3 separate regions of the Homo sapiens genome follow, and all the other regions are linked to region 3. A link is a contact called in ENCODE Hi-C or POLR2A ChIA-PET data. All regions are on one chromosome and are shown on one strand. The core of a region is the stretch at or near the end of the contact, and the rest is flanking DNA. Distances in the headings are between cores, read along the strand shown. Region 1 has its middle 40 kb from the start of FOXK1. Region 2 holds the start of FOXK1 (forkhead box K1). Region 3 holds the start of RBAK (RB associated KRAB zinc finger).

Region 1 (4,145 bases), core at 656-3,155, 400 kb before region 3:
TATCAAACACTCACACCCCTCTCCCTCAGCCCGCAGCCTCTGGTAAGCACCATTCTACTTTCTGTACCTATGAATCTGATGGCTCTAGGAACCCCATATAAGCAGAATCATGCGTGGTCTGTCCTTCTGTGTCTGGCTTATTTCACTCAGCACCATGTCCTCAAGGTTCATCCATGTTGAAGTGTGTGTCAGAATCTCCTTCCTTTTTAAAATTGTGATCATGCCTGTAATCCCAGCACTTTGGGAGGCCAAAGCAGGTGGATCACCTGAAGTCAGGAGTTCAAGACCAGCCTGGCCAAGATGGTGAAACCCTGTCTCTACTAAAAATACCAAAATTAGCCTCGCGTGGCCTGTAATCCAGCTCCTTGGGACGCTGAGACATGGGAATCGCTTGAACCCAGGGGGCAGAGGTTGCAGTGAGCTGAGATCAGGCCACTGCACTTCAGCCTGGGCAACACAGCGAAACTCTGTCTCAAAAAATAATAATAATAAAATAAAGTTGTGATAAAATATACAAAACATTAGGGTAGTGGGGGGGACTAGGAAAAGGGGATGGTTGCTGGGTACAAAAATATAGTTAGATACATAAGTAAGATCTAGAATTTTCTAGCACAGCAGGGTGACCACAGTCAGCACTAATTTGCTGTACATTTTAGAATAACCAAGAGAGTGCAATTGGAATGTTCATCACACAGAAATGATGAATGCTGGGGGTGATGGAAACCCCATTTACCCTAATGTAATTATAATACAAAGATCTCATGTGTCCCATAAATCTATACACCTACTATGTACCCATAAAAATTAACAATTAAAAATTTTTAAATTAAAAATATAGGTCAGGCAAGGTGGCTCACATCTGTAATCCCAAAACTTTGGGAGGCTAAGGTGAGAAGATCGCTTAAGCCCAGGTGTTCAAGACCAGCCTGGGCAACATAGCAAGACCTAATCTCTGCCAAAAATAGAAAAAAACATAGCCAGGCACGGTGGCTTACGCCTATAATCCCAGCACTTTGGGAGGCCGAGGCAGGCAGATCACCTGAGGTCAGAAGTTCGAGATTAGCCTGGCCAACATGGTGAAACCCCGTCTCTACTAAAAATACAAAAAAATTAGCTGGGCGTGTTAGTGCACGCCTGTAATCCTAGCTCCTCAGGAGGCTGAGGCAGGAGAATCGCTTGAACCCGTGAGGCAGAGGCTGCAGTCAGCCGAGATCGTACCACTGCACTCCAGCCTGGGCAACAAAGCAAGACTGCGTCTCAAAAAAGAAAAAAAAAATTAGCTGGGTGTGGTGATGCCTGCCTGTGGTCTCAGCTATTTGGGAGGCTGAGGTAGGAGGAACGCCTGAGTCCGGGAGGTGGAGACTGCAGTGAGCTGTAATGCCACCATTGCACTCCAGCCTGGGCAACAGAACAAGACCCTGTCTGAAAAATAAAAGTAAAAATTTTAAATTAGAGATATATAGATATACACAACATAAACTGCACTCCACCCATTTTAAGGCTAAATCGTACTGCATGGTATGCTCCTCCCTAGGACTGATGTGTCTCGAGGGGGCCTCTTAGCTGCTGGGTGCAGCTGCCCAAGGGGGCACTGCGGGGCCCGATGCCGCCCTCCATCCAGGTCACCACTGCACCTCCACGACCACCCACAGAGGCCCCACTTTGCAGGCGAGAGCCCGGGCTCAGAGGCCAGTGGCCGGCCTGCGCAAGGACACGCAGCAGGTGAACCCTCCGCAAGGCGAGGAGCAGGGCTGGGAAGGGCGAGGGCGCCTCTCCGCGCCCCTCCCCTGCCCGGCCACAGAGCCCGGCCCCGCCCCGGGCCCTGCTCGCGGCCCGCCCTGCGCCGCCACTGCGCAAGCGCAGGAGGAGCAGCGTGGCGCAACCTTAAGGCGCATGCGCGGCCGGCGCAGACTTGCGGAAGGCTCCGTTCCCCTCGCGTGAATCCGCCGATCCGGGCTTTGGGGCCCGCCGGGAGCTCTGTTTATAAACACACGGCGCGGCTGCCGGCGAGGGGTAACCCTAAGGGGAGTGGGGTCGGAGGTCAGAGGTCAGCGGGCGCGGGGTCGCCGGCTGTGAGACCGGCCCCGCCACCCTCGGGGACTGCTGGCTGCGCAGCGTGGCCAGCCGGACCGCCCTACTGCGCACCGGGGCTGCCGGGGCGCCACGTGGTGCGCACGTGGTCCGGCCCCGGCGCGGCAGCTCCCCTCCCCCACCACGCGAGCCTGGCCGCAGCGCCCGCTGGCGGCGCGGCGTTGCACATTGCGCGTGCGCACAACTCGCCGCGAGGCGCCTTCCGGTGGCGCGGCGGGGTCGGTTGCCTCCTCGCGACGGCTGCGCCGGGATGTTCCGGGGCGGTGGGGTCGCCTGCCCAATGTCGGGTGCGCGAGTGACGGGTGGAAGCTGGATTTGTGCGCGTTCTTCAATGCTCCAAAGGGAGGAGGGAGCCTCCGAGAGTCCACGTGGGGCCGGTGGGATTCGCAGGGTCCGTTTTCTAAACATTGGGTGTCCTCGAACCTGGGGGCGCGGGCTGTGTCCGCCCCCAGCAGGGATGACCATGCCTGGGTCAGTGGCTGCATAAATAAATAAACGAATGGGGAGGAAATTGATAAAATATTAAAAGAGTGTTGTTTCAGAGTTTTTACTATGTCACCTCTTACAGATTTATGAGAGTTTGTTGTTTTTTGGAGAAGAGGGGTCTCCCTATGTTACCCAGGCTGGTCTCAAACTCCTGGGCTCAATCCATCCGTCCGCCTCAGCCTCCTGAAGTGCTAGGATTACAGGCGTGAGCCATGGTGCCCGGCCTGTTGATGAGATTCTACGTGAAATATATTGGGCGTTACCTAAGCACTCAGTCAGTGGTAGTTCTTATAGTTGTTGCTTAAAAACAGAAAGAAATGTCATACCGTGTTCTAAAAGGATTTGAGAAAGGTTTGCAAAGACTAAAAAGCAAGTGGCAGGGAAAAATAACATACGCAAACTTCCTCCTGACTTTTTCTGCCATTTTATAGCAAAGGCTCAGAATTGCATTGCCATTGTCGGTTGTTTCGGTAAAATTAGTGTTCCTCAAGTTATCTACTCCAGGGACATTTTTTTTTTCTTGAGACAGGGTCTTACTCTGTTGCCCAGGCTCGAGTGCAGTGGCACAGCCATGACTCACTGCAGCCTCAGCCTCCGGGGTCAAGTGATTCTCCTGCTTCAGTCTCCCGAGTAGCCGGGATTACAGGCGCGAGCCTCCATGCCCAGCTAATTTTTGTATTAATGTACTTTATAGGAGACAGGGTTTTGCCATGTTACCCAGGCTGGTTTCGAACTCCTGGCTTCAAGTAATCCTCCCACCTTAGCCTCCCAAAGTGCTGAGATTACAGGCATGAGTCACCACACCCAGCTCAGCAATATCCTTTATTATTTTATTTTTTATTTTTGTAGAAACGAGTCTCACTGTATTGCGCAGGCTGGTTTCAAACGCCTGGCCTCAAGCAATCCTCCCACCTCAGCCTCCCAAAGTGCTCGGATTACAGGTCTGAGCCACCGCTGCCAGCGCATCTTAAATACAGTCATGCATCGCTTGGGAAAGGGGATACCTTCTGAGAAATACATTGTTAGGCAATTTCATCCTTGTGTGAACATCATAGTGTGTAATTCCACAAACCTGGATGGTACAGCCTGTTGCTCTTAAGCTACAAACCTTTAACAGCATGTTAATGTGCTGAATACTATGAGCAATTGTAACACAATGGTAAGTATTTACGTATCTAAACGTAGAAAAGAGAAGGTAGGCCGGGCGCGGTGGCTCACGCCTGTAATCCCAGCACTTTGGGAGGCCGAGGCTGGCGGATCACGAGGTCAGGAGATCGAGACCATCCTGGCTAACACGGTGAAACCCCCGTCTCTACTAAAAATACAAAAAAAATAGCCGGGCGTGGTGGCGGGCGCCTGTAGTCCCAGCTACTCGGGAGGCTGAGGCAGGAGAATGGCATGAACCCAGGAGGCGGAGCTTGCAGTGAGCTGAGATCACGCCACTGCACTCCAGCCTGGGCAACAGAGTGAGACTCCATCTCAAAAAAAAAAAACGTAAAGATATAGTATTATAATCTTACGGTATTATAATCTTAGAGGACCACTATCATATATGGCGTGGATGGTTG
Region 2 (4,564 bases), core at 2,065-4,564, 360 kb before region 3:
CGGCCCATACTTCCTTCTGTATCACACAGAGTTCCCTGGCAGGGGCACTACCCTCACAGTCTCACACCACTTCCCTAATCAGGCATCCCTTAGACCTCAAGGAGGAGCCCCCTGACTCTGTTTACCATCCCCCCCACCTCAATCAAGCAGGTACTCAAGTTACTGCTCCTGCTAAAAATGCGTTCCTTGGCCGGTCACGGTGGCTGACGCCTGTAACCCCAGCACTTTGGGAGTCCGAGGCAGGTGGATCATGAGGTCAAGAGATCGAGACAACCCTGGCCAACCTGGTGAAACCCCATCTCTACTAAAAATACAAAAATTACCTGGGCATGGTGGCACACACCTGTAGTACCAGTTACTTGGGAGGCTGAGGCAGGAGGATTGCTTGAACCCTGGAGGCAGAGGTTGCAGTGAGCCGAGATCGCACCACTGCACTCTAGCTTGGCAACAGAGCGAGACTCTGTCTCAAAAAAAAAAAAAAAAAAAAAAAAAAAAAGCTTTCCTTGCCTCCCAAACACTTATCTCTGCATGCACATATTCAAGGCTGAGAGATGAGATTAATACCTATTTCAGCCCCAGACTGGAGCGTGGGTGTGCAGGTCAGGGAAGCTCCTGCCTTAGACAGGCCCAGTCTCTCGTTTACACTTGCACGTCACCATGCACCAGTCCCTCACCGGATGTATCACAGCTGTGACTTGATTTTACTTTTTCTAGGATGTGTCTTTGATTTATGTCTGCATCTCCCCCTCAACTATAAGCTCCACCAGGGAGGGAACTGTGTCTCCTTTCCCACCCTTAATAATTCGTAAATGAGGGAAATGTGGAAACTGCACCGCCTTTTTAGGGGAACCTGAACTGGCAATGGAGGACCAGGCTACTGAAGTCCGAAAGGGATCCCAATGATGCCCACGTTTGCCACTCCCTGTTTTCAGCTAAGATTTCTCTCTGGGGCATTCTCTCAGATCTGTCTTAGCTGGATCTAGCATATTGAATGAGTGAAGGGCTCCAGAAAGAAAGAGAGATAGGCTGGGCGTGGTGGCTCACGCCTGTAACCCAGCATTTGGGGAGGCTGAGGTGGCAGACTGCTTGAGCCCCAAAGTTGAACACCAACTTGGGCAATATAATGAGACCCTGTCTCTATAAAAAAATTGAAAAAGGCCAGGTGAGGCGGCTCCCGCCTGCAGCCCCAGCACTTTAGGAGGTCGAGGCAGGTGGATCACCTGAGGTCAGGAGTTTGAGACCAGCTTCACCAACATGGTTGAAACCCCGTCTCTACTAAAAATACAAAAATTAGCTGGGTGTGGTGGCAGATGCCTGTAATCCCAGCGACTTGGGAGGCTGAGGCAGGAGAATCGGTTGCAGTGAGCCGAGACTGCACCATTACACTCCAGCCTGGGTGACAGATTAAGACTCTGCCTTAAAAAAAAAAAAAATTAAAAATTAGTCGGGCATGGTGGCTCATAGTCCCAGCTACTTGGGAGGGTGAGGTGGGAAAATCACCTGAGCCCTGAAGGTTGAGGCTGCAGTGAGCTATGATTGTACCACTGCACTCCAGCCTGGGTGACAGAGTGAGACCCTGTCTCAAAAGAAAAAGACAAGAAAGAGAGAGAAGGAAGGAAGGGAGGGAGGGAGGGAAAGAAAGGAAGGAAGGAAGGAAGGAAGGAAGGAAGGAAGGAAGGAAGGAAGGAAGGAAGGCAGGCAGGCGGCCGGGCACGGTGGCTCCCGCCTGTAATCCCAGGACTTTGGGAGGCTGAGGCGGGCAGATCACCTGAGGTCGGGTTTTCAGGACTAGTCTGACCAACACGGAGAAACCCCATCTCTACTAAAAAAATACAAAATGAGCCGGGCCTGGTGGTACATGACTGTAATCCCAGCTACTTGGGAGGCTGAGGCAGGAGAATTGCTTGAATCCAGGGGGTGGAGGTTGCGTTGAGTCGAGATTGCGCCATTGCACTACAGCCTGGGCAACAAGAGCGAAACTCCGTCTCAAAAAAAAAAAAAAAGAAGGAAGGAAGGAAGGGAAGAAAGAAAGGAAGGAAGGAAGGAAAGGAGGAAGGAAGGAAGGAAGGAAAGGAAGGAAGGAAATGGAGGGAGGAAGGGAGGGAGGGAAGGAAGGAAAGGAAGGAAGGAAGGAAAGGAAAGGAAGGAAGGGAAGGAAAGGAAGGAAGGGAAGGGAAGGAAGGAGAGGAAGGGAAGGGAGGGAGGAAGGGAAGGAAGGAAGGAAAGAAGGGAGGGAGGGAAGGAAGGAAGGAAAGGAAGGAAGGAAAGGAAAGGAAGGAAGGAAAGGGAGGGAGGAAGGAAGAGAGGGAGGGAAGGAAGGAAGGAAAGGAAGGAAGGGAAGGGAAAGAAGGAGAGGAAGGGAAGGGAGGGAGGAAGGGAAGGAAGGAAGGAAGGAAAGAAGGGAGGGAAGGAAGGAATGAAGGGAAGGGAAGGAATGAAGGGAAGGAAGGGAAGGAAGGAAGGAAGGAAAGAAGGAAGGAAGGATGGATCAGGGATTCAGGGATGGATCTCAAGTGGTCTTCAGTTACAGTAGAGTATGATGACCTTTAATCTGAGGGCTTAAGAATGATCAGGCCTGGCACTGTGGCTCACACGGGTAATCCCAGTGCTTTGGGAGGTCGAGATAGATAGATCACTTGAGACCAGGAGTTTGAGACCAGCCTGGCCAACATAGCAAGACCCTGTCTCTATAAGAAGTAAAAAAATTAGCTGGGCGTGGTGGCACTTGTGAGGCAGAGGCAGGAGGGTGACTTGGGCACAGGAGGTGGAAGCTGCAGTGAGCTATGATTTTGCCACCGCACTGCAGCCTGGGCGACAGAGCGAGGTTAGAATATAAACATATGTATTGTATATAATACACATATATTTTATCTTCTGTCTATCTTACACTTTAGGGTTGGGGGCCTGGAGTGTCTGGGGCGGGGAGACTGCTGAGGTCATCCGTCCCTTTCTCCAATGACCCAGGCTCAAAACTTTGTGGCTGGGCATTTCAGGGGTCCCCTCTTCCCCCTGGATGGAGGAAAGGGCGCCCGCCGCCTGCAGCCCCGCGGGGAGGGGACGAGGTGCGCCGGGCCCAGCTCTCCCGGGGGCCCGCCGGCCCTCCCGGCACAGGCCTCGCCCCCAGCCCCGCGCTGGCGCGCGCCACGTGGGCTACGCTGGGCGGGACCGGCGGGCGGGCGAGGCGAGGCGCACGGTGGGCTGGGAGGCTCCGCTCCGCGCCGGCGCGATCTGGCCCGGGTTTCCGCGCCCGCCCAGCGCCCCGACCTCCCCGCCCCCCGCGCCGCCGCTGCAGCCGCCGCCGCCGGAGGCCGCTCGGAGCCGCGCGAACATGGCCGAAGTCGGCGAGGACAGCGGCGCCCGCGCCCTGCTCGCGCTGCGCTCGGCGCCCTGCAGCCCAGTGCTGTGCGCCGCAGCCGCCGCCGCCGCCTTCCCCGCGGCCGCACCCCCGCCGGCCCCCGCGCAGCCCCAGCCTCCGCCCGGGCCGCCGCCGCCGCCGCCACCGCCGCTGCCTCCGGGCGCGATCGCGGGCGCGGGCTCCTCCGGGGGCTCCTCCGGGGTATCCGGGGACTCCGCGGTCGCGGGCGCGGCGCCGGCCCTGGTGGCCGCGGCGGCCGCCTCGGTACGGCAGAGCCCGGGGCCGGCGCTGGCGCGGCTGGAGGGCCGCGAGTTCGAGTTCCTCATGCGCCAGCCCAGCGTCACCATCGGCCGCAACTCGTCGCAGGGCTCGGTGGACTTGAGCATGGGCCTGTCCAGCTTCATCTCGCGGCGCCACCTGCAGCTCAGCTTCCAGGAGCCGCACTTCTACCTGCGCTGCCTCGGCAAGAACGGCGTCTTCGTGGACGGGGCCTTCCAGAGACGCGGCGCGCCCGCCCTGCAGCTGCCCAAGCAGTGAGTGGCCCCGCGACCCCCGCCGCCCGCACCCGGGGCTCGCCCACGACCTCGATCTCTGAGGCCCGGGCCTGGGGATCCCCCTCCAGCTTCCTCGGCCTCGACCCCCACCCCCCGGCCCACCCCCGGTAACCCCCGACCGGCCTGGACTCCGGGGTCAACCCCGACCCCCGCCTCCTGGCTCCCTAGGATCACCCCGACCCCGATCCTGGAGGCTCCAGCCTGAGGATCTCCTCCACTTTCCCCGGTCTGGATACCCCGTCGCCCCCGACCCCCACCGGCCTGGACTCTGGGGTCAGCCCTGACCCACACCTTGCGGCTCCTGGGGTCACCCCTGACCTCATCTCCCACCGGCCTGGGCTCCTGGAGCCACCCATACCCCAAGCCCATCTGGCTGGGCCTCTTAGACCCCTGACCCAGATCCCTGCTGCTCCCCAGCTCCCATCGGCCTGGACTCCGGGGTCATTCTGAACTCCCACTGGCCTGGATCCCTGGGGTCATCTACGTCCCTACCCTGCCTAAACACGCAAGGTTAACCGCGACCCCCACTTCCTAGGCCCCCCCGGAGTCACCCCTGACCGCTAACCCCACAAGCCTGGGCTCGCAGGGCCACTCCCACCCCAGCTCCACCCAGCTGGGTTACTGAGGTCACCTTGACCCCAGTCCCTGCTGCCTG
Region 3 (4,146 bases), core at 1,432-3,931:
CTCAAAAAAAAAAAAAAGGAGGCTTTATTTCTCTTTGCATCTCATTAATGGATCACCTGCGATGGGCATCACAGTTTGGTTTAATGTTTATTCAATAATAAAATTGTTTTCTTTATTTTCTGAATTTGTGGAGAGAATATTCTAGGTTAACAGAAGAATTTATTTATTTATCTATTTATTTATTTAGAGGTGGAGTCTTGCTCTGTCGCCAGGCTGCAGTGTAGTGGCGTGATCTCGGCTCACTGCAATCTCCGCCTCCCAGTTCAAGTGATTGCCCTGCCTCAGCCTCCCAAGTAGCTGGGACTACAGGCGCGCACCACCACACCCAGCTAATTTTTTGTGTTTTAGTCGAGACAGGGTTTCACCATGTTGGCCAGGATGGTCTTGGTCTCCTGACCTCATGATCCACCTGCCTCAGCCTCCCAAAGTGCTGGGATTACAGGCATGAGCCACGGTTCCTGGCATCAGAAGAATTTATTTTTAGTCTTTTCCTTACCAGTTTTTATGAAACAACTGGGCAAGAACACTAAGAACACTGTTAGAGTTCACCAAAAAATTGTGATGAATCATTGTCCTTATGATCCCATTTTTGAAAACTGACATTTTAATTGTAAAGCAAAAATAAAATTCTAAGCCCCCACAACTGACTGAATGGACTCCCCTGTCGGCCAGCAAGATCCAAAATAAACATGAAAAACTAATTCAGGTCATGATGGGAAGGAGGGGGTCGGACATGCCTTGTCATACTCTCCTCCCTTCAGAGTTTAGGCACAGCTGACCAACATTAACACTAGAATACAGATCATAAGACTGACAGAACAGGCTCTTTGTATCAGTAAGATACCCAACTCCATCCAGACTCTGATATAGCATCACATGACAGATAGCAGTCCCTGAAGGAAATCATAGTATTTTATCCCATAATATATTTTCTTTGACACACTTTAAAATAGTCCTGCAAAGCCATCTCTTTGGGGGAAATTTGCATTCTGTAGAGAATCTCCTTCCCTTACAGAAAAGAAGTCTTTTCTGGAGATTCTGACACCTTTTAAGATCCAATAAGAGATATTTATCATCTATTCTCTCTGAAGCCTGTTCTGAGGCTTCATCTACATAACAAGAACCTTGGTTTCCACAATGCCCCTTATCTTAACTCAAGCTTTTCTTTTCTTTCCCTCCCTCTTTCTTTTCCTTCCTTCCCTCCTTCCTCTCTCTCTTTTCCTCCCTCTCTTTCTCTCTTTCTTTTCTTCTCTGTTGCCCAAGCTGGAGTGCAGTGGCACCATCATGGCTCACTGTAGCCTCAACTTCCCAGGCTCAAGCAATCCTCCCATCTCAGCCTCCTGAGTAGCTGGGACTACAGGCATGCACCACCACACCTGGATAATTTTTTTTTTTGTAGAGGTGGGGGTCTCGCTGTGTTGCCCAGGCTGTCCTTCAACTCCTGGCCTCAAGGGATCCTCCCAGCTCACCCTCCCAAAATGCTGGGATCACAGGCATGAGCCACCGCAATGGCCCATTTCTTCATGTCGTTTTCCAACTGTTCAGCCAACGCTTAACTCTGAACCAACTGCCAATCTTTGAATCTGCTAGTGACCTGAAAGCCTTTCCAGGCTGACCCAATGTGTACCTCTCATGTATTGATTTATGTCTTTGCCTGTAACTGCTGTCTCCCTAAGATGTATAAAACCAAGCTGTAACCCAACCACTTTGGGCTCACGTTCTCAGGACCCCCTGAGGCTGTGTCACCAGCCATGGTCACTCAAGTAGGAGGCCCAGAATAAAACTCTTGACAGACTTTGAGTCTTTTTGGTCAACATAACCTAACCCTAAACATAATCCTCCTGGGGAAGGTGAGATCACAGGTATCTCTTTTCTTCGTTCGATCTGTGTATTTCCTGATTTCTCTACAGTTTTTAGGCATTCGCTGTGTGATCTAGAAAAGCTACAGAGTCTCGCTCCGTCGCCAGGCTGGAGTCCAGGGGCGCGATCTCGGCTCACTGCAACCTCCACCTCCCGAGTTCAAACTATTCTCCTGCCTCAGCCCCCGAGTAGCTGGGATTACAGGCACACGCCACTACTCCCAGCTAATTTTTGTATTTTTGGTAGAGAAGGGATTTCACCATGTTGGCCAGGATGGTCTCTATCTCTTGACCTCGCGATCCGCCCGCCTCGGCCTCCCAAAGTGCTGGGATTTATAGGCGTGAGCCACCGCGCCCAGCCACAAATTCTATTTTCTTTCTCTTCCTTGGAAAGCATCGCTGGGCATTTATCCTGTCCTAGTATTTGAGTGAAACTTCTCTTAGCATTTCAGCGCAGTGACCACGATACACCCTTTCCTTTCCTTCTCTTTATGGGAAACTCGGTTCTAACCCAGAGGCCTTGGGCTCCAGGACCCAGTCAGGCAGCCCTGGACTTGACCCTAAAAGGGAGTAAAGACAAATGCGAAGTTCAATCAGGGGTTCAGAGCTCCCAAAGCTCATAGCCTGGAGCTTCTTAACCTTTAGGCAGGGTAGAGACATTTAAAACGGCCCCTAAACTTGGGGGGCGCGTAGGCTCATGGGAAATAGAGTAGGGTGCTTGTCCTGGGACCAGCTGTGGGCCCCGGAGGCTGACTTCCGGTGCACTCCTGCGCGTGTGCACCTCTCTCTGTGTGCGTGTTCGCGCATGCGCGCCGCCGCTGCACTGCCCTCGCTTCCTGTGCGTCCTCAGGTCACCGCTTGCTCTAGTTCCCAGGCTTTGGCCTCCAGTGGACGAGAATCGCGGAGCCTGCGGGGCTGGAGGTTGAGCGCCCGGGCCAGCACCTAGGCGGGCGCGGGGGTGTGCAGGCCAGGGTTCGCGCGGGCCGGGTGGAGGCTTGAGCGGGGACCCCCGAGCTTGAGCCCCGGAGCCGGCGGCGCTGGGGCCAGAGGGGCCGGACGGGAGGTGGCGGAGGTGGCGGCGGAGGCGAAGGGGCGGCGGGACGCGGGCCTGGCCCGTGTGTGTCCTGGCGGCCTGGCCCAGGCTGCCGCTGTACGGTGAGCCCGAGGGAGGCGGATCTGGGTCCCGGGAAGGACACCCGCCTGGATTTGCCCCTTAGGCCCGGCCCGGGCCCCTCGGGAGCAGAACAACCTTAGTGAGGTGGACAGGAGGGGACCTCGCGAGCAGACGCGCGCCAGCGACAGCAGCCCCGCCCCGGCCTCTCGGGAGCCGTGGGGCAGAGGCTGCGGAGCCCCAGAAGGGTAGGTCTTGGGTTTTCGGGCCCGGAGCGAGAAGGGCCTGAGTGAAGTCACCGTGTGTTGGGGACCTTAGAGTGTGGGGCAGGGGGAGGGTCTCGATCGCTTGCAGGAGAGACGTGTGTTTGGGTTTGAGGGCAGGGTCCGGCTGCACCGAACAGGCGCTGCATGGGAAATCTGGGAGGACGAGGCTTATGGGGGCCTGGAGGGTGTCACCAGCCTCAGCTGCGGACGTCGTCTCCACTCCCCGCTAACCCCTAACAGCCCTTCCTCCTCCTTTCCGTGCTCCAGATTTCGACCTCCTCTAAACGTCCGTCAGCGCCTCTGTTCTCTCATTTAAGTGTCTGCTGATTCCCCCCTTAGATCTGCCCTGGAGACTGGTAGTAATGCAGGAACAGTCTGCAGGGATTCTCTCTTGCTGCCTCAGTTGCTAGGGGAAGAGACTGGGCCTTAGCAGGTGGGTGACTTGACCGGGTCACTGGCTTTGTGGGTAGAGTTGCTCATAGTAGAACTCAGGAGTCTTATCTCCCAGGCCAGTGTTCTTTCTCCCGTATCCTAGTTTTCTTAATAGAAGATTATTAGGTGCAGCAATAACCAAGTTCAGTTAGATAATTTAGAAACAAAACCATATTTTATACACATTCATTTCATTTCTGAGAGCTCACATACTCAATTCCTATGGCTTCTTTGATTTTAAGCAGTTTAAAGAGACAATAAGAAAATGCGGGCCGGATGCAGTGGCTCACACCTGTAATCCCAGCACTTTGCGGGGGCTAAGGCAAGAGTATCCCTTGAGACCAGGAGTTAGAGACCAGCCTAGGCAACATAGGGAGACCCTGACTCTACAAAAAATACAAAAGTAGCCAGGCATGCTGGGATGCACCTGTGGTCCCAGCTACTCAGGAGGCTGAGGTGGGAGGATCAATGGAGGCCA

Evidence for each region. Hi-C counts contacts between places; a loop is a spot of excess contacts on that map. ChIA-PET counts read pairs that join two places held with the same protein, here RNA polymerase II (POLR2A). Pooled maps may share reads with other maps.
Region 1: a loop to region 3 is called in a map of naive thymus-derived CD4-positive, alpha-beta T cell, with 18 times the contacts of the local background. The contact joins the enhancer-like site here to the promoter of RBAK in region 3. A Hi-C loop is called at or near these places in 1 of 168 maps with a recorded cell type or tissue (naive thymus-derived CD4-positive, alpha-beta T cell), 7 of 37 single-sample maps with no recorded cell type and 14 of 50 pooled maps. POLR2A ChIA-PET finds 5 or more read pairs at or near these places in 3 of 52 experiments (CD4-positive, alpha-beta T cell, naive thymus-derived CD4-positive, alpha-beta T cell and naive thymus-derived CD8-positive, alpha-beta T cell).
Region 2: a loop to region 3 is called in a map of CD4-positive, alpha-beta T cell, with 5 times the contacts of the local background. The contact joins the promoter of FOXK1 here to the promoter of RBAK in region 3. A Hi-C loop is called at or near these places in 3 of 168 maps with a recorded cell type or tissue (CD4-positive, alpha-beta T cell and naive thymus-derived CD4-positive, alpha-beta T cell) and 11 of 50 pooled maps.

What each region holds. Positions count from the first base shown.
Region 1 is chr7:4,639,951-4,644,095 of GRCh38, forward strand. No RefSeq gene overlaps it. Among named protein-coding and RNA genes, the nearest start is that of FOXK1, 40 kb to the right of the region's middle. RefSeq lists silencers at 1,670-1,869, 1,970-2,359. Within about 2 kb of position 1,906, at least 36 of the 41 ENCODE cell types and tissues checked have a DNase peak (open chromatin) inside an H3K27ac peak, as active enhancers do.
Region 2 is chr7:4,678,981-4,683,544 of GRCh38, forward strand. It overlaps FOXK1 (forkhead box K1), which reads left to right and starts at 3,315. Exons shown (of 9, transcript NM_001037165.2): 1 at 3,315-3,888. The coding sequence starts at 3,329. RefSeq lists enhancers at 2,316-2,816, 3,018-3,312, 4,172-4,564 and silencers at 3,026-3,395, 3,546-3,615.
Region 3 is chr7:5,043,179-5,047,324 of GRCh38, forward strand. It overlaps RBAK (RB associated KRAB zinc finger), which reads left to right and starts at 2,682. Exons shown (of 5, transcript NM_021163.4): 1 at 2,682-3,218. RBAK-RBAKDN (RBAK-RBAKDN readthrough) reads left to right here and starts at 2,682. Exons shown (of 6, transcript NM_001204513.3): 1 at 2,682-2,780. RefSeq lists a silencer at 2,822-3,031 and an enhancer at 3,182-3,291.